Regions from separate parts of the Homo sapiens genome. Here all the other regions are linked to region 2. The links are chromatin loops, found by intact Hi-C in ENCODE. Cell type or tissue: PC-3. All regions are shown on one strand. Links, peaks and the distances in the headings refer to the core of each region. The heading gives the core; the rest is flanking DNA.

Region 1 (5,492 bases), core at 111-5,110, 1.2 Mb after region 2:
CACTCATTCATCAATAAAGTGAGTGACTTCTTTGCTAAATTAGATAACAGTTTGTAAATACTGGCAGAAATTTCTTCATGTTTTTTATGCTATTCGCAATATCATTGCCACAGACAGGACACACTTTTAAGTTTATTCAGCATTTAACATTTTCTCCATCATTTCTAAAATGTAGGCAATCAACAAAACATTAAATCAAGCCCTGATTTGCACCATTTGCTGATTGCTGTAGTATAAAGACTCCCACCTGGCCGATTTCAAGCTACCAACATGAAGTCTCTGAGGGCCAAGTTTGAAAGAGATGCAAAGAAGTATCTCTTTCACCAGACAATTGATATATAACCTCAAGAGCAGAGATAATAGTTAAAAGTGATAAAGGAATTAGGAAGTAATAAGTTTTGAATGTTGAGTTATTTTATATTAATATAAATTAATTGTTTTATATATTTTAATTTTTTAATAATGATTGTGTTGGCCGGGGGTGGTGGCTCATGCCTGTAACCCCAGCACTTTGGGAGGCCGAGGCGGGTGGATCACCTGAGGTCGGGAGTTCGAGACCAGCCTGACCAACAAGGAGAAACCCCGTCTCTACTAAAAATACGAAATTAGCCAGGCGTGGTGGCGTGTGCCTGTAATCCCAGCTACTTGGGAGGCTGAGGGAGGAGAATCGCTTGAACCCAGGAGGCAGAGGTTGCTGTGAACTGAGATCGCACCATTGCACTCCAGCCTGGGCAACAAGAGCAAAACGATGTTTCAAAAAATAAATAAATAAATATAATGATTGTGTTTAACAACTACTTCACAAAATTTCTGAAAATCTTACATTTGACTCAAGCCAATTAGCACCACTTAGAGCCATTGTTATATGTTTGCTTGCAAATATTCAGATGGGAAGAGGCAAGGCAAAATAGATAAGTTAGCCAATGTTATGGGAGGAGGTTAGGAGAGGAAGAGTATGTGGAATAAAAATGTAGAAAAAACTGTTCTTACCTGTTTGCAACCTTAACTCCCAGAGATTACCATTTCAATTTTGTAATAGGAACTCACCAGGAGGATCCTCCACAGAAGAATGGAAATCAACCAATGGATAGTGGACCTTTGTCTCTGGCCATGGCACCATCTCTAAAAGCAATGGTCCAGTGGTTTTCAATCCTGATGCCCATAAGAATCACCTATGTTGTTGTTGTTGTTGTTGTTGTTTTTAATACAGGCATCAGGGCCACCTAAACCAGAATTTCCTATGGTGAGTCCACTTTCCAATCTACTTTGAAATTTTAACCCAGAATGTTCACTGTTAATAGCATCTATTTGGCTTAAGTTCATATTGGTGAGAGTCAATTTCTAAAAGCTCACCCTGAAACTAGGTAACTACTCATGTCAATTTCAACAAGTATATAAAATAATTAATTTCTGTGTTTAAATGGGAAATTATATGCAATGTGTTCTTTTTAGAATCAGCTATAATAAAAAGAGACATTTCATTTATAAAATTTCTTACAATTTTTTTCTAATAACCAGTCATAAATTCCCCATGAGTGAAAAGTTTATGTTCACAATATTCTGTTGCCTTTCTGTATTTTCAAAATTGAAAGATGAAGAAGAAACAAACTTTGATCTGACTGACATTATGATGACAGGAACAGAGAGAGACATTTTTAGGACATATTTTCAAAACTGTGCACATGAAATGACATTTTAAGTTTGGGAAATCATATTACTTTAAATGGGATTTACATGGTTACATTCCAAACTACTTTGAAATTTTAACCTAGAATGTTCACTTTTGACGGTGTCTATTTGACTTAAGCTTATGCTGGATAACTTAAAAGTTGCCATTTTAACACTCAAGTATTTCAAAATTTTGAAATAACTATCTAACATTTGTAAGTTTCTGATCAACTTTAACAATAAATAATTAGCAAGCTAGGTAAAAATTATTTTAAAAGTAAAATTCAAAACTATCTCCAAAAAATGTTTATGTAATCAAAACAGTGTAAAAGCAAGATTTAAAAGGATTGCAATTCTGAACATGAATTTAGAAATATTAGTAATCACCTTATGTTCTAATGCTTAGCATTACAACAAAAGCATCATATCAGGCCATTTATTTTCACTGCTTAAATTGCTAACTTTGAATGTTGTCACATTTTAACCATTTTCCTAGATGACGCTCTCTAATTTGGAGGTCAGCATTCTCATAACATATAAGCAGTTTTGCCAAAACCCCTCCCTGAGTCTCTATTTTTTCCATTTACATTTGTCTTCTCCTCCACCTCCACACCTCATAATAGTAGTGTCAGTATTGGTAACAGTGTTCCCAAAAGTATGAATCATTTTGCATGATAATCACTTAAAGTTAGTAGCACAACTGCAAGCCAATCTATGGACCAGTTTAGGGTTCAATTATCCATGTGTCCCTAAATTAAAACCAAATTTTACAGATTAATTCACTGCCATGGTATAGGTAGAAAACTGTGGGTACAAACCATAAAATGCCTCTATCCACAGTGCTAGCTTTCCAATTCATTTCATCTTTGTTCATTTTTTTCCATGTTTATTGCTGACAAACTCTGCCAGTGTATATATTAGTCAGATACCACCTAATGTTCTTTGGCACTTATTACATTTCCCATTAAGCTAAAATCCTAAAATAGCTTTTTAAATACTGAATTTGTATCTCTGCCAATATGAAATTGTGAAACCTTCCTTATCCATTTATTGCATCAAATACTTGATTTCCCCAGATGCTAAATCATTAATCTTGTCTGGATGTATTTCAAGATCAAAGCTCCCATTTTAATAAATTTACATGACAACCAAAAATAAATCTTCAGAGGCCCATCTTTCTGGCTCATGACCTGTCTTAAATCCTCTACCTGAAGCTGATACCTATACTACTTCCAGATTTGGAAACAAAGAACATATTTAGGAGATTACATTTAGACAGAAGCAGCAAGAAATCTTCCTTTTATACATTTTTCTCCTTTCCAAGCACACGCAATAAATTTATACCTCTGCAGGTTAACAGAAAACATGGATGTTATTATACATACTGCTTTGTTCCCTCTGGCTGTCTTCAAAATATCTAAGACCAGGGCCTCAAAGAATTTTCTGTAACAGAACTTTGCTGCCACCAACTGAACACATTCACCCAATGCAAGTAGGTTTTGTTTTTTGGTTTGGGGTTTTTTTTCACAAATTAGTGCTGAAAAAGGAGATGAAGGGAAGACACATATTCTCTTGGCCCACATCCCAAACTCCAGCCATAACTCCATCTTTAATCAGTAATACCACGTGAGCATTGAAAGAGAGCTGAGAATTCATATCTTGACATTAGCAATGGCAGCCCTCCCTTTGCAACTCTAAACCACTTCATATTAATAGAAAACTCCTCCTTTATTTGTAAGCAAAGGGCATCTGTTTTATTCATACAAACAAGCATAAATCAAAGAGTTTGTGCCAGGAGTGAGTGGCATGTCATGAAATGGTAATGTTGACCTGGCCATTGAGCTGGGCTAAGTGAAAGTCTTTTGAATCAATAATGGTTACCAGGTCAGAAAAGCAAACTCCTCTAATCTCATTCCCACCGGTGAATTCTTGAAAAAAAATTCAAAGTAGTCTTCACAGGTGGCCCTAATTTCTTGTTCGGAAGCCAAATCCACTTTGATCTTTTAAAGGGGTAAGAGACTATTTAGTCAGTTTGTCCTAGACCTTTGCAACACATTAGAATCACCTGGTAAAATACAAAGTTCAAGGCCCCTCCTCAGAACTCCCAATTAGAGCCTCTCAGAAGGGAATTTGGGCAACAGCATATTTTTTAGTCCACAGGAAATCCTGAAATACAGCCAGAGTTGAAGAGCACTAGCTTAGGCCTATTCTCTCATTTCCTAAATGGGGGAACAGGTTCAGAAGAGTAAAAGCAGTCAACAAAAATATATGCACACACCCTTAAGGAAAACCTTGAGGAGGCCTAGAACATTGGGTTTGGAGAGTGTGATGCCTGGCTTCACTAGGGAGGCTTATCCAAAAGGAAGCACATCCTAACATGTTGATCTTTGCCAAATTCCTTTGGTCTCTTGAACAATTCAACATAAGCAAGATAAAAATGCTTTAACGGTTAAAAAAAAAAAACACAGTCTTTGGAAGATAATAAGAAAAATAACCTCACTTTATTTTCATTTCATACCTGTCCCATTTAGCTTGAAATTTTTGCCCTCTTGAACCTTATGAGTGCTGAAAATATATTTACTGTGAGTCAAATATGATCTAATTTGTTAATTCCCATGACCCTGATATTTTCCTTTAACATAGCCGAAACATGGAATGTTTGAAGTAAAATTAATGTACATTTAAAGTTTTTCATTTATTCGACTTAATGTTTCTAATATATAGAAGGAAAAATTTAATACATGGTATGCTGATTTTTTTTCTACAGTTTTCTGGTTTTCTTACCTCTGTCTTTGGAAGATTCATTTTAGATTACTTCTAGTGCCTTATGAAGAAGGTCTACCCACCATCACTACCCAAGAAAGCAAGTTAATGCTTTATGTTTCTCCTACTTCTTGGACCTTCCCAACTCTACCAGCCCCTACCCCAACCAATCACAGCCCTAGCTCACCCAGTAGTAATTTTGCTTCAAGTCAAACCCTGATTCACCTGCCTTTTTGCTTAGTAGTGTCTTTAACCTGCTCTCCTAGTGAGCACTCAAGAATCTTTGACATTAAATGGGTACTGCACCCCTACCTGATTGAAATGGCTTTGACCTTGACAAAAAAAGCTGATTTCACCCAATAGGGCTTCCTATTTTTGGAAATTCAATTCACACTGACTTATCAGGGGTGAGGGGGAGAAAAGCAAGCAAGACAGAGGTTGGTGGTGGAAGTAACTTGAGTCCAAGACGGAGACTTATAGCTCTATACATGGCAAGACACCCACTGGAAATCTGTTGGGATGAAGAAATGGTACACCTTCTGGGAGTAGTTAGCCCAAAGTAATAAAGTGGTCAGGCAAACAAGTTTCTTTCAGCTACAAAGCATCAGTAGTTGGAACAGAATAGGGGCACAAGCAAGACTGCTTTGGTACCCATGTGGGAAAGTGTAAAGCTAAAAACAAGAGCATGTTTTCTTCCTGCTTGTTAACAATACAGAATGGAATTGGGAAGTCTGAGGACACTGGAGAAAACAAATATGATTTTGACCCTTAAAAGACCTCAGAATATAAATGAAAGACAGGGAAATCCAATGAATATGGTTACCCAAATGCCAGAGGACAGATCACAAGAAAGAGGCCAAATCGAAAAAAAAAAAAAAGAAGAAGAAGAAAGAAAGAGAGAGAGAGAGAGAGAGAGAGAAAGAAAGAAAGAAAGAAAGAAAGAAAGAGAGAGAGAGAGAAAGAAAATGAAAGAAAAAAATAAAAAAATATTGGGGTTTATGCTGTCTATGCTGTCGTTGGAAGAAGCGTATGCTAAGGAGTATACATGAAATATTTCTAGA
Region 2 (5,492 bases), core at 123-5,122:
AACCATAATGATTTAACATTACACACAACCTGAATGATAATTTTAAAATATTGACGACACTGAATTGTGTTTGTAGAGCAACTGAAACACTCACAAACTGCTGATAGAAGCATATATCTACTTTGAAAATCAGTTTGATACCTTCTTCAAACTATGATACATGAGTTTTATTTATCAAAGATAAATAAAAACATGACCACAGAAAGCCTTAGACAAAGAATTTTCATAGTAGCTTTATTTGTAGCAAGCAAAATCTGCAAATACCCAACAATAGCTATTCATCATCAGGGAAACTGATAAACTATGACATATTTATAAAATATAATTTTACTAAGGAACAGAAAGGAAGAAACTATTGATCTGTGTAAAAATACAGATGCCAGGATTTTGCTGAGAGTCATTTTGGTGAAAAATAGAACAAAATATACTGTCTGATTCTATTTATAAGAAGCTCTGGATTAGACAATAGAAATCTATGATGATAGGAAAAATATCTGAGAGCAGGAAGTATGGAAACTTGACTGGAAGCTGCATAAGGAAACAATAAAAATTCTACATTTTGATAAGGGTGTGATTATATGGCCTTATTAATTTTTTAAAACCCACTGAACTATAGAATTATCTATGTATTTTATCATATTTATATATCAATAAGATGAATTACTGAAAAAACCCGCAAGTCAGCAGCTTAAAATATACATCATTTTTAATTAAAATAAACAAATTGAACTACTATTAGATTCGGTTTGGGCTCTAAATTGATATTAATCCTTGGAGACTTTCTTGGCCATTATTAAATTGACTAGCATGGTTGTAACTATGAATTGTGAGTCCACATTGCTTTCTCATCCCTTATAGGTGGCATCACTTCTTCATCCCTTTTAAGAGCCATCATTTCTTAAAAGGAAGTCCTCCAATAAACAGGATAAGGGAGTAGACATTCTCCATGTTCACAAATACATCAGCACAAATCCAATTTCATTAACCTTATCCTTTTCTGTATTCAGAATGTTCAAGCAATTAAATATTGAAAATATTTATAAACGATGATTTATTTGAACGATTGCAATGACAGGGTTAGTTAGACAAGCTATGAGGTGTCATTTCTATTTAAAGCCTGTCCATGATGTTATAAGATTATGTACCCATCAGTCCACCAAGTTTTCTGTAGTATAATCAACAAGTAATTTATAATATATCTTATAATTTATTTTATCAGTGTATTTTATTTTTCTCCAACTTTATATGATAATTATATCATTCCCTTAAATATTATTTTATAACTATTAAACTTACATATCACCTAAAAGGGATAGAATGTTATAGACATCAGGTTATTCGGTAATTATTAAATGTGTCAGTTTAAATGTAAGTGGTTAGTTCATAAAAACATACATATGTAGCAGTCTGATTACTGAGAGATATAATTATTATATTTTATATACGTGTAGGAAATGTTAATCCAGAAAGTGTGGTTTTTAAAATGATACCTGGGAGCCAAGAACTGGGTTTTAGATTTTGTTATATGGAAGATAAACTTAAAGATGAAAATCTGCTATATTTCAAGTGATGCATAAGGCCACTTCCAAATTGCAAATTAAAAATGGCATCAGAAAGCAACTCCCTGAAGCAAAATGATCTGAAATCCATGATAGCAAAAGTAACAGGTTTCTTCTGTCTGTCAGTAAATTCATAACAAAGGCATGGGAAGGCAAACTAATCACAGCAGAGCTAAACTACAGGATAATTTGTTCTTACAGGAACTTGATTTAACATTTTACCATTTTCCAAAGAGCATGATTCAGAATGGTCATATTTCAAGTTCTAGGAGAGTCCATGAGGTATCTTTATCTCTTAACACATACAATGATATACATTCTTTCTTTGTCATTATTATTTTTGTTTCTAGCTAGAAATATAGTGTTTGTATCTAAAAGCTTCTATCAGTCCACAACATGTAAAGTAAAACTCTTACTTTTATCTGCTCTTAAGGTATTCCTGTTGGCAGTTGTAGTTTAACGTATGTTTCTAGTTTGTACTGGGAATTTTTAATAAAACATAAAATGATATTTCATACACATAAAATACATATGTATGTATGCTGATACAAGTACACATTAATATGTATATTTCAAAATATGTGTTGATTTGTACACTGAGGAGGGACCTATTTTTGTCTCTGCATGAAAAACATAATGATGTGCTTAAGGATTGTGGAAGAGGAGACTGGAGAGGAGCGGAGGGGAGGGGAGGGGAGAGGAGAGGAGGAGAGGAGAGGAGAGGAGAGGAGATTATTTATGAAGAGCCAAGATGCCTTCCTACAGGGCAAGAACAAAAACCTCATTACCTTTCTCCTGAAATTTGCATCTATTTAAACACCTGAGGGTCAACCGCAAAGCTCAGTAGAAAAAATGAGTCCCCTGACATAAAATCAAGATATAAAGATAAAAGAAATAAAACCCACGGACTTGTTCCTAAGAGACAGGCTAACAGTTGTGACTATAAATTTATATCTACAATGTGGTTGACACTGGAATCTAGCAGAGTCAAACCTTCCTGTGAGAATTTAGACTTAAATGTCATCTAGTTTGAAATGTAAGCCCAGGTTTTGTATAAAAGATTCTAGGCTGATCCTACCACTATATGGGTGGTAGGAAGAATTTTTTTCTTAAATTTTGCACTTTGAAACACTGTAAAGGTACTAAACATTTACAGTTGGAAAAAACTCAAACTCAAAATTTGAGTTGTTTTCCAAGCTCAAAGGTGGGACTAAGAGTGACTGATTTTGTGGATAAGACTCAGAATTCAGTTGTCTTCATGAATCATGATAGGAAGGGGAAAACCAGGAGGATAGGACAACATTATAGGATAAGTGAGACTGTGAATCAAGATGTGTAATTCTAGTTAAAAACAAAAACAAACAAAACCAACACAAAACCTGCAAACAAAAAAGCAAAAAAAAATGTGACTATCTTTTGGAGTGCAAACTGGCATAGTAGGATACATAATACTGATAAATTAACAGAAGCTTCCTAAATTCCTGAAGTATATATGCAATGCATATAATCTATCTTATCCAACAGGTGGCTCCAAAGACTCATTTGACTTTTCTTGTAATGCAAAAAAATCTGAGTATGGAGCATTGTAAACTTTAATATACTTGACAACCAAGCCCTGAGTTTAATAAAGGGCATGAGATAACCAAATAAAGAAAAGCTTCCTTTCTGGAATCAGATGCTGTTACTGGAGTGTGAGTGGCAATAATAATTATCACTAGTCAGCTGAAATCACAGAAGTTTATGTTCCACAATAATGCAAAATAAAGAAGAAGTTAAAGATGAGTTTTAAAAGTTAACCTCAAAGTCACTGGAGATGAATAAGCTGTTACACTTAATTAAAAAAAAAAAAAAAAACCCTTGCCATAAAGTGCCTATGTTCCTTTAGCTACATGATATGTGTGTTAATTAATAATCAAAGTTCAGCCTGAAGGAAATTTGGTACAGTAATTTGTTAAAGTAAAAGTGAATTTGAAATGTGCTATCAATTCTAATTGAGTTATAAAAAAAAATCCCCAGGAAGAAGATTTTTTTTAAATAGTTTTAAGTTAAAACAAAAAAAACTTTCAAAAAGGAAGTAACACTGACTGGGGAATAGTTTTATGAAACATATTCTAGAACTTTAGTTTTCTAAGATATTGTGATCAACATAAAACGATGTTTTTCAGGAAAATCATTATCAGTTAATGGCAGATAATGGCATAATGTAGGCTAAAATCAGGTGAAGAGTGATAGCATCAGGATTTACTCATCTGAACGGTTTCTCTTTCCCTCAAGGGTCAGATAAATTGGACTAACTTCTGAAACACAGTATTATCTGAAATGCTATCAGCAGTTACCTTTGTATAGATAATTCAACTGCATAAGAATTATTTTGTACTTATACTGTGTTCAGGATTATCTCAAGTGATATAATGAGGAGTAAAAAAAGTATACAATTTTGTCCATTCAAGAAGATTATATTCTTCTTGAGAAAAAGCAGCGTGCAAATATAAAGCCAGTAGCTAATGATAGAAAAATATGTCATGTTTCTAAATTGTTGGTTCAAATTGTTAGAGTAGGTTACAGTATTTGCTGCTCTCATTGTCAATAAGTAAGACAGACGTTGGTCTGAAAAAATGGAAATTATTCAAATGCTAGAAGAGTAGGGCATATGAGAAATAGTGGATAAAAACATTCATCACAAAGAAGAAAATGAATAAATTATGTAAAATAATTCCCCTGGCCTGATGAACTTCTTTCACTGGGAAAAATGAGAATGCACTTTTGAAAGGGAATTTTTTAAATTCTTTAAAAGCCAATTTCAGCAGCTTCTCCAATAGAGTAGCTTCTGAAAAAGTACATGGCCATAAAATAGGAGTAATTTAGGTATTTTCAACCTGTCTGGATATTACTTTAAAGCTAAAGATTCTGTATAGCTAGGTACCCTAATGAACCTTGTAATAATGAACCTATTCCTCTTTCTGTGCAATCCCTTCCCACATCAAATAGGGTTGACCTATATAACAAATAGAGCATTGCAAAAATGACAATGTGTGATTCTGAGACCAGGTAATCCAAGGCATTGTGGCTACTTTATGCTCTAAGGAATCACTCTCTGTGGGATATCATGAGGATACTCAAGCAGTCTTTTGGAAAGGCCCGTGTAATGTGAAAATGTCACTGTGTGTCAAGAGCCAGCAAGGAACTGGGCCTTCCTCTTAGCTATTTGTGAAAACCTTCTAGAGAATGGTTCTACAGTCTAGTCCAGACCTCAATTGACTGCAGCTCCAGTTGACATCTGTGCTACATCCTTATGAAAGAACCTGAGATAGAATCACCCAGCTAAGTCATTTCCAAGTACCGTACCCTCAGAAATTATGAAATAGTAAATGTGTAATTGTTTAAGTTGCTAGTTGTGGGTAATTTGTTATGCAGCAGTAGATAACAAATACAAAAGCCTTACTCTTAAGTAGTAGTGGTAAATGAATGCAAAAAGAAAATAAGAAACTTCCAACACTCTATGTTTAGTCTACTAAATATTCTAAATGCTTTCTGACAATCAAATAATTTTTCCTTATTAAAATATTGATTCTAAAGCCTGATGAATTTAGACATGTGAATACACATGTTAATTATACATCTTCTCTAATTAATACAAATATTTCCCCTGTATAGGTTCAATTAGGAGATTAAATATGGAGTTATTAAGAATTATCTATCATCAAAATTAAAGATGTCAATGAGCCATTATCAGTATGATCAGCATATTCCAAGAGCATCTGAGCGAGTCGTTTATACTATTTTGACTAAGTTAAACTTTGTTGATCTTAGGTAAATGATAACCTGATGTTCTAAAAATCTCTAATACTGAACTAGCTTCATTGTTACCTTTGGAAAAATATGACTCTTCTTTATTTTGAGACAGAGTAATGTGCTGCTTGAGCAGGTGTTGAA
Region 3 (5,492 bases), core at 111-5,110, 290 kb after region 2:
TTGCATATTTGACATACATGAGAAAACTTTTATAAGCAAGTGAAAACAAACTTTGAAGTCCTGAGATGCTAGATACTTCTATAAAAAGTAATTCTTCATATTTAAAGTTAAATTTCCAAAGCGATTTGTTCATGCATTTTCATATTGCTTATTGTAAATTATATTGTTAAATTAACAAACAGCCAAGCATAAAACTTAAACAAAGAAGTATACCTCTAAGACTTAATGGATAGGGCACATTTACATTAGTTCTTTGTTAGAGTCTGTCTATTGCTTAGTGTTGACCCTCTGCCCATGGCAAACACCACGGAGTAGACTATTTCAGCACCAGGAATGACTTTGTGATATCTCTCTCTATCAGCTTTGGCAATATGTTAAGAGGCTAAAAAGGATCTGAGAAAAAAGTTTAGAAGTTGCAGCCCCTGGCAAAATTCATTAAAAGGCATGGCACAGAAGTTGAAAAGCTCATCATAGAACTACAGTCAGCATTAACACTGCAGGGCTCCAGTACTTTCCCAGAAAATGCGACACCTCCAGGCATTCTTTGATTTTAGATTGCCAGCCAAAGCAAAGCACCAAAAGCCAGAAAGAGCAAGAAAAATTGATCTTCTGTCAGCAACCAAAACGACCTATAATCTTGTTCTACTTGAAAATTGTTAGTAAGTTGCAAAAAGGCTTGGGAAAAAGGAATTTGGTGGAAACTTCTTTCCTGAAATTCTTCCAAGATCCTAATTGTTCATCAAATATCCAAGAAATATGTACCCAGGGATGCTTAGGAAAAATATTAACAAATTATACTTAATGTTTACAGTGGAAGAGATACTAAACCAAGCACTTTAAGGGCATAACTCTATTTAATTCTCACACCAACTCCACAAGGTAGGTACTACTATTTCTCAAATTTTACAAATGTTTGAATTGAAGTGAAATGAAGTTAAGTGACTAGCTCAAGAGTATATAGTAGACTATAGAGGTGGGACTCAAGATGCAATACACTTCCTTCCTAACTACTGTAAAATACTGCCTCAAAATAACATAGAAATAAAACAATCCAAACCTTTATGTCTCCTATGCCAATGAGAGGCTACTCTTCAAATATTTCCTAGAATGATTGTCTATGAAAAAATTAAGTAAGCATTGAAAGAGATTGTTAGACAACAAAACAATAATTTATATTCAATTCCCTTTGCTCAAGAATATCATTAAATCTTTTATATTCTCAATAATCAAATAATTTTTCCATGAATTGTTTATTATTATCCCTTTTCATTTTTCTTCATATATATAAAATAGGCCTTTTCTATTGTTACTCTATTTTCCCTCAAACAGAGAATCCTGGAAAACAGTTCTATTTCTTCTGTATTTTAGAATGAATATAGACTCATTAGGAAATCTTATACTTGTATGTGTGCATACCTATATATTTTTATTTTAGATTCAGGGGGTACATGTGCAGGTTTGCTACATGGATATATTGTATAATGGTGGGGTTTGGGCTTCTAGTGTATCCTTCATCTGAATACTGAACATTGTACACAATAAGTAATTTTCTAACATTCACCTCCCTCTTAACCTCTGCACATTTGGAGTACCCAGTGTCTATTATTTTCTTCTTTATGTTCATATGTACTCATTGTTTAGCTCTCACCTATAAATGAGAATATGCAGTATTTGACTTGCTGTTTCTTATTTTACTCAAGATAATGGCCTCTGGCTTCTTCTATGTTGCTGCAAAGGACATGATATTCATTTTTATGGCTGTATAATATTCCATGGTGTATATGTACCACAATTCTTTTATTCACTCATCCATTGATGGACTGTTAGGTTTATTCTATGACTTTGCTATTGTGAATAATGTGTGATACACATAAAAGTTCAGGTGTCTTTTCTGGCAAAATAATTTCTTTTTTATTGAGTAGATACCCAGTAGTGGGATTGTCGGGTTAAATCGTAGTTCTACTTTTAGTTATTTGAGAAATCTTCATACTCTTTTTCATAGAAAACACTGTATATTTACTAAGCATAACATTGTCTGACCACAGTGCCAAGTAAGGAATCCATTTTTCCCTGCCAGAAGCTTCATAATTCTTCTAAAAGGTAGTAGTAGTTCAATAAAATAGGGACATATTATTCTAAAGTGCTACCGGGAGACAAATGTAAATATTGCACTGGGTAGTCATGCTCAATCAAATGAGCCAGAGCCAAAAAAAAATTATGACACCTCACCTTGGGCTAGGATTTGTAAGAAAATATACAGATATAAAATATATCTATGGAATAATTATTTTCTTATTCATTTCCATTTTTATTTGAGTATTTTACTAATAATAGTCAAAGAATTAACTCATTGTTTGAACTGAATTTTACATGTGTGTTTTACCAGAGTCATTTTTATTATGTAAATTATTTTCTTTTTAAAAAATGTCAGTAATTTAGCCTGTCTCCCTTTGCAAATCTATTTCAAATTTATCAAGGATTTAGAATTCAAAGGAAAAAGTATGTAGGTCATTGCTAAGCCCATTAACAGCAGCATTATCTTGCCACCAAGTGGTAGTTTCTGAATTGCACTGCAGGAGTTTGTGGTATTTTCAAGAGTATATCTTTTATACCATATTTAGTATTTGCTAAAAATCATCAAACCCATTATGAATGTGAAAATAATGGATAATATATGCCTTTCCCAAAGTATTCATATTTGAGAGGTGTTTATAATAAAAAGACTTGGTATTTGTGCTTCCTAATTTCTGGATTGATTCAAACTCCATCAGGTTTCACAGTGTTCAAGATAAACCCAAAATGATTAAGTGTAAATATTCTAAAAGCTTTGTTTAGGACTTTGAATTTTAAGACATGATATCATTTGCTCTCCTTTAATCTTTGCTAAAGGTTGAATTCTGTTAACTAAAAAGATATCTGCAATGATGTAATTAGTTAAGATGAAGTCATATTGGAAGAGGGTGGTCTTCTTATCTAATACAATTAGAGAAGACAGGTATTTGGACACAGACTCACAGAGGGAAGATGATGTGCAGACACATAGGGAGAAGATAGCCATATGAGGGTGGAGGCAGAGATTAGACTAATGCATATACAAGCTGACATCAAGGATTGCCAGCAAATACCAGAAGCTAGAAGCAGCAGAAAAAAGGAGATTCTTCTTTACAGGGTGCAGAGGGCCATGATGACACCTTCGTTTCAGACTTCTAGCCTCCAGACCTGTAATACAATAAATTTCTTTTGTTTTAAACCACTCAGTTTGTGGTAGCTTGTTATGACAGCGCCAGAAAACTAAAATAATTTTCCTTTCAAACTTAAAGTGTTTCTGCTAGATCACTAGTTAGACACTGATGTTGAGAAGACTAAGATTTATGGAACATTTAGACCTATTTGGGCTCCCCCAAAGAGAACCGCCTTTACTAAATTGTTAGTTTATTCCCTGTTACCTGAAGACAAAAATCAACATAGATTCAGAATGTAAATGTCAGGATGGAGCTGAAAGTAAACAAATAAGAATAATAACAGTAAAACAATTGGAGGGACCATCTGTGTTAGCTACTTGGCTTTATCCAAAGGAAAAAATAAAATTTTTCTGTTTTTATTACAAGAGGTAGTTTCGCAATTTATGGCAAGTGGCCACCGCTCAAAGTTAGGCTCCTATACTCACACAGAGACTGAGAGGCGGGTATTACCTTCCTCAATGGTTACATTCCAAATATATGTTTCCTAGGTCCCAAACAAAGACAGTCTTGAGTTTATAAGCTAGTAAGCCTTTTAAAATTATTTACATCTTAAAGTCAGAGAAAGAATTTGCAATTGCAAGCTTATTAACATGAATGCTCTGAGAAAAGGGAGGGGTGAGTCCTCTGGGGTTAGGCTATCTGAATTCTGTAAGGGCTAGGGTGAATGGAAGATCAGGGGCCTATGGGCAGGGGCAGAAAGAAGCCTCTCTAAAGGTTAGTCAAGCTGAGGGAAAGGTTACGGCCCTCTTGGTCAGCCTTTCCCATTAGTTATTTTCAAACCTGATAGAAGGCCTTGGGTAGCATTCTCAAGATCTTCTCCCTCAGTCCAACCTAAAGCCTGTTCTTTTAATCTCCTGAATGGTTGCACTTCAAACTATCCTAGGATTCTCTATCATATGTAAAACTCTTATGCTCTGGCATGGACAACAGCCTCTTCATTCATCCTTCTCATCACTGTAAACATTTTAGAATTTAAGCCTGATTTTGTGATTCCGCTGCTTAGTCTTTCACTAATGCATCATTGTCAAAGGTCAAAAAAAAAAAAAAAATCAACCTTTGAGAAACTTCACTAACTTGGCTAATTGGAAAAGTTTTCCCCACTTCTTGCAAGACGAACGCCATCACCTGTGCAAGAAGAAAACAATTAGGTAGAGACTGACCTGAGAGAATATCACATCTTTTTAATCAAAGCTCAGCTGATAACTAGCTTTGTGACATTGAGCAAGTCACAGAATCTATGGTAAAACAACTAATCAATTAAAATTAAATTAGAGAAGATATCTCCTATTTTCCAGTCCATAGCTTATTTTGGCAAACGGGGCTTGGAAGCACAAATGTTTTCTTCTTTGGTCTTTTGTTTTTGATTAAATTTATCTCCTGCAGGTAGAGGATGTTACAGCACAAGGGAGATTTTTATATAATAATTTCAGGGACTTTATTTCCTTTTTTAAAAAGATTTTTGGGGAAAAAATAAAAGATTCACAAGGTTTTTCCCTTAGGTAGCTTTTCTTGGGTTCTAATTACCTATGCCATTAAAGGTGTTATTTTTATTATTGCCTGTGGGTATTTGTTTGAGAAATTTGATAATAAAATAGAGAAAACAGTAAAGTTTACAACCTTCACTTGTTAATACATTGACCCCGAAAGAACTCTTAGCTCTCTTGGGTAAATTTATTTTAAACTTGTTAATATCGACTTAATATAGCATTTCTCCAGAAATTATTTTAAAATATGTTGGCATAAGTATTTGTCCTTAAGAAGAGTATGTAACGAAGGCAAAATAGTCCTAAAAACTAACTCTGCAGCATATTACTTAGTAAAAAAACATCAAAATTATACATCTATTAGGAGCTCAATTTTATAATCCAATTAAAATAAAATGAAATTTGAAATTTAGAATGCATAAGGACCCTATATGTGTCCCATATTGTGATCGCATAGAACCCTGTCAAAACATTTTTAAATCATTACCAATTATAAATTACAGATGTCTCAGCAATTGTTTAACAAGGAAAATAGCAATTATTTCAATCCTCATATAATGATAGTCTTAAACAGCATTTCCAGGTGCTATTAAGGTCTCTGATATTACAGTAATTTTGAATCCAATATTAAAGAAGTCATTGTGACTTTACAATAACCAAGGGTTTTTTTTTAACTTTCTCAGGACAATTTTAATTTCTTTAATTTCTTTAGTATAGTTTGACTCTAACTTCAGGTTAGAAATGTTTATGAAAAGTATTTTTCATT

Evidence for each region. Peaks named below come from ENCODE experiments on the same cell type or tissue, not always from the same donor. Only the 100,000 strongest peaks of a DNase experiment are listed, where the experiment ranks them.
Region 1: it touches region 2 in a loop (10-fold over the local background); 4 of 110 quality-filtered maps call a loop at or near these places.
Region 3: a loop joins it to region 2, with 4 times the contacts of the local background. A loop is called at or near these places in 9 of 110 quality-filtered maps.

What each region holds. Positions count from the first base shown.
Region 1 is chr14:44,654,770-44,660,261 of GRCh38, forward strand. No RefSeq gene overlaps it. Among named protein-coding and RNA genes, the nearest start is that of LINC02302, 140 kb to the right of the region's middle. In PC-3, for the core only: a CTCF peak has its summit at 3,142 (motif pointing left); no DNase peak of the experiment used is centred there.
Region 2 is chr14:43,500,629-43,506,120 of GRCh38, forward strand. No RefSeq gene overlaps it. Among named protein-coding and RNA genes, the nearest start is that of LINC02307, 880 kb to the right of the region's middle. In PC-3, for the core only: a CTCF peak has its summit at 3,091 (motif pointing right); no DNase peak of the experiment used is centred there; H3K27ac peaks cover 364 bases.
Region 3 is chr14:43,793,266-43,798,757 of GRCh38, forward strand. No RefSeq gene overlaps it. Among named protein-coding and RNA genes, the nearest start is that of LINC02307, 590 kb to the right of the region's middle. In PC-3, for the core only: a CTCF peak has its summit at 2,562 (motif pointing left); no DNase peak of the experiment used is centred there.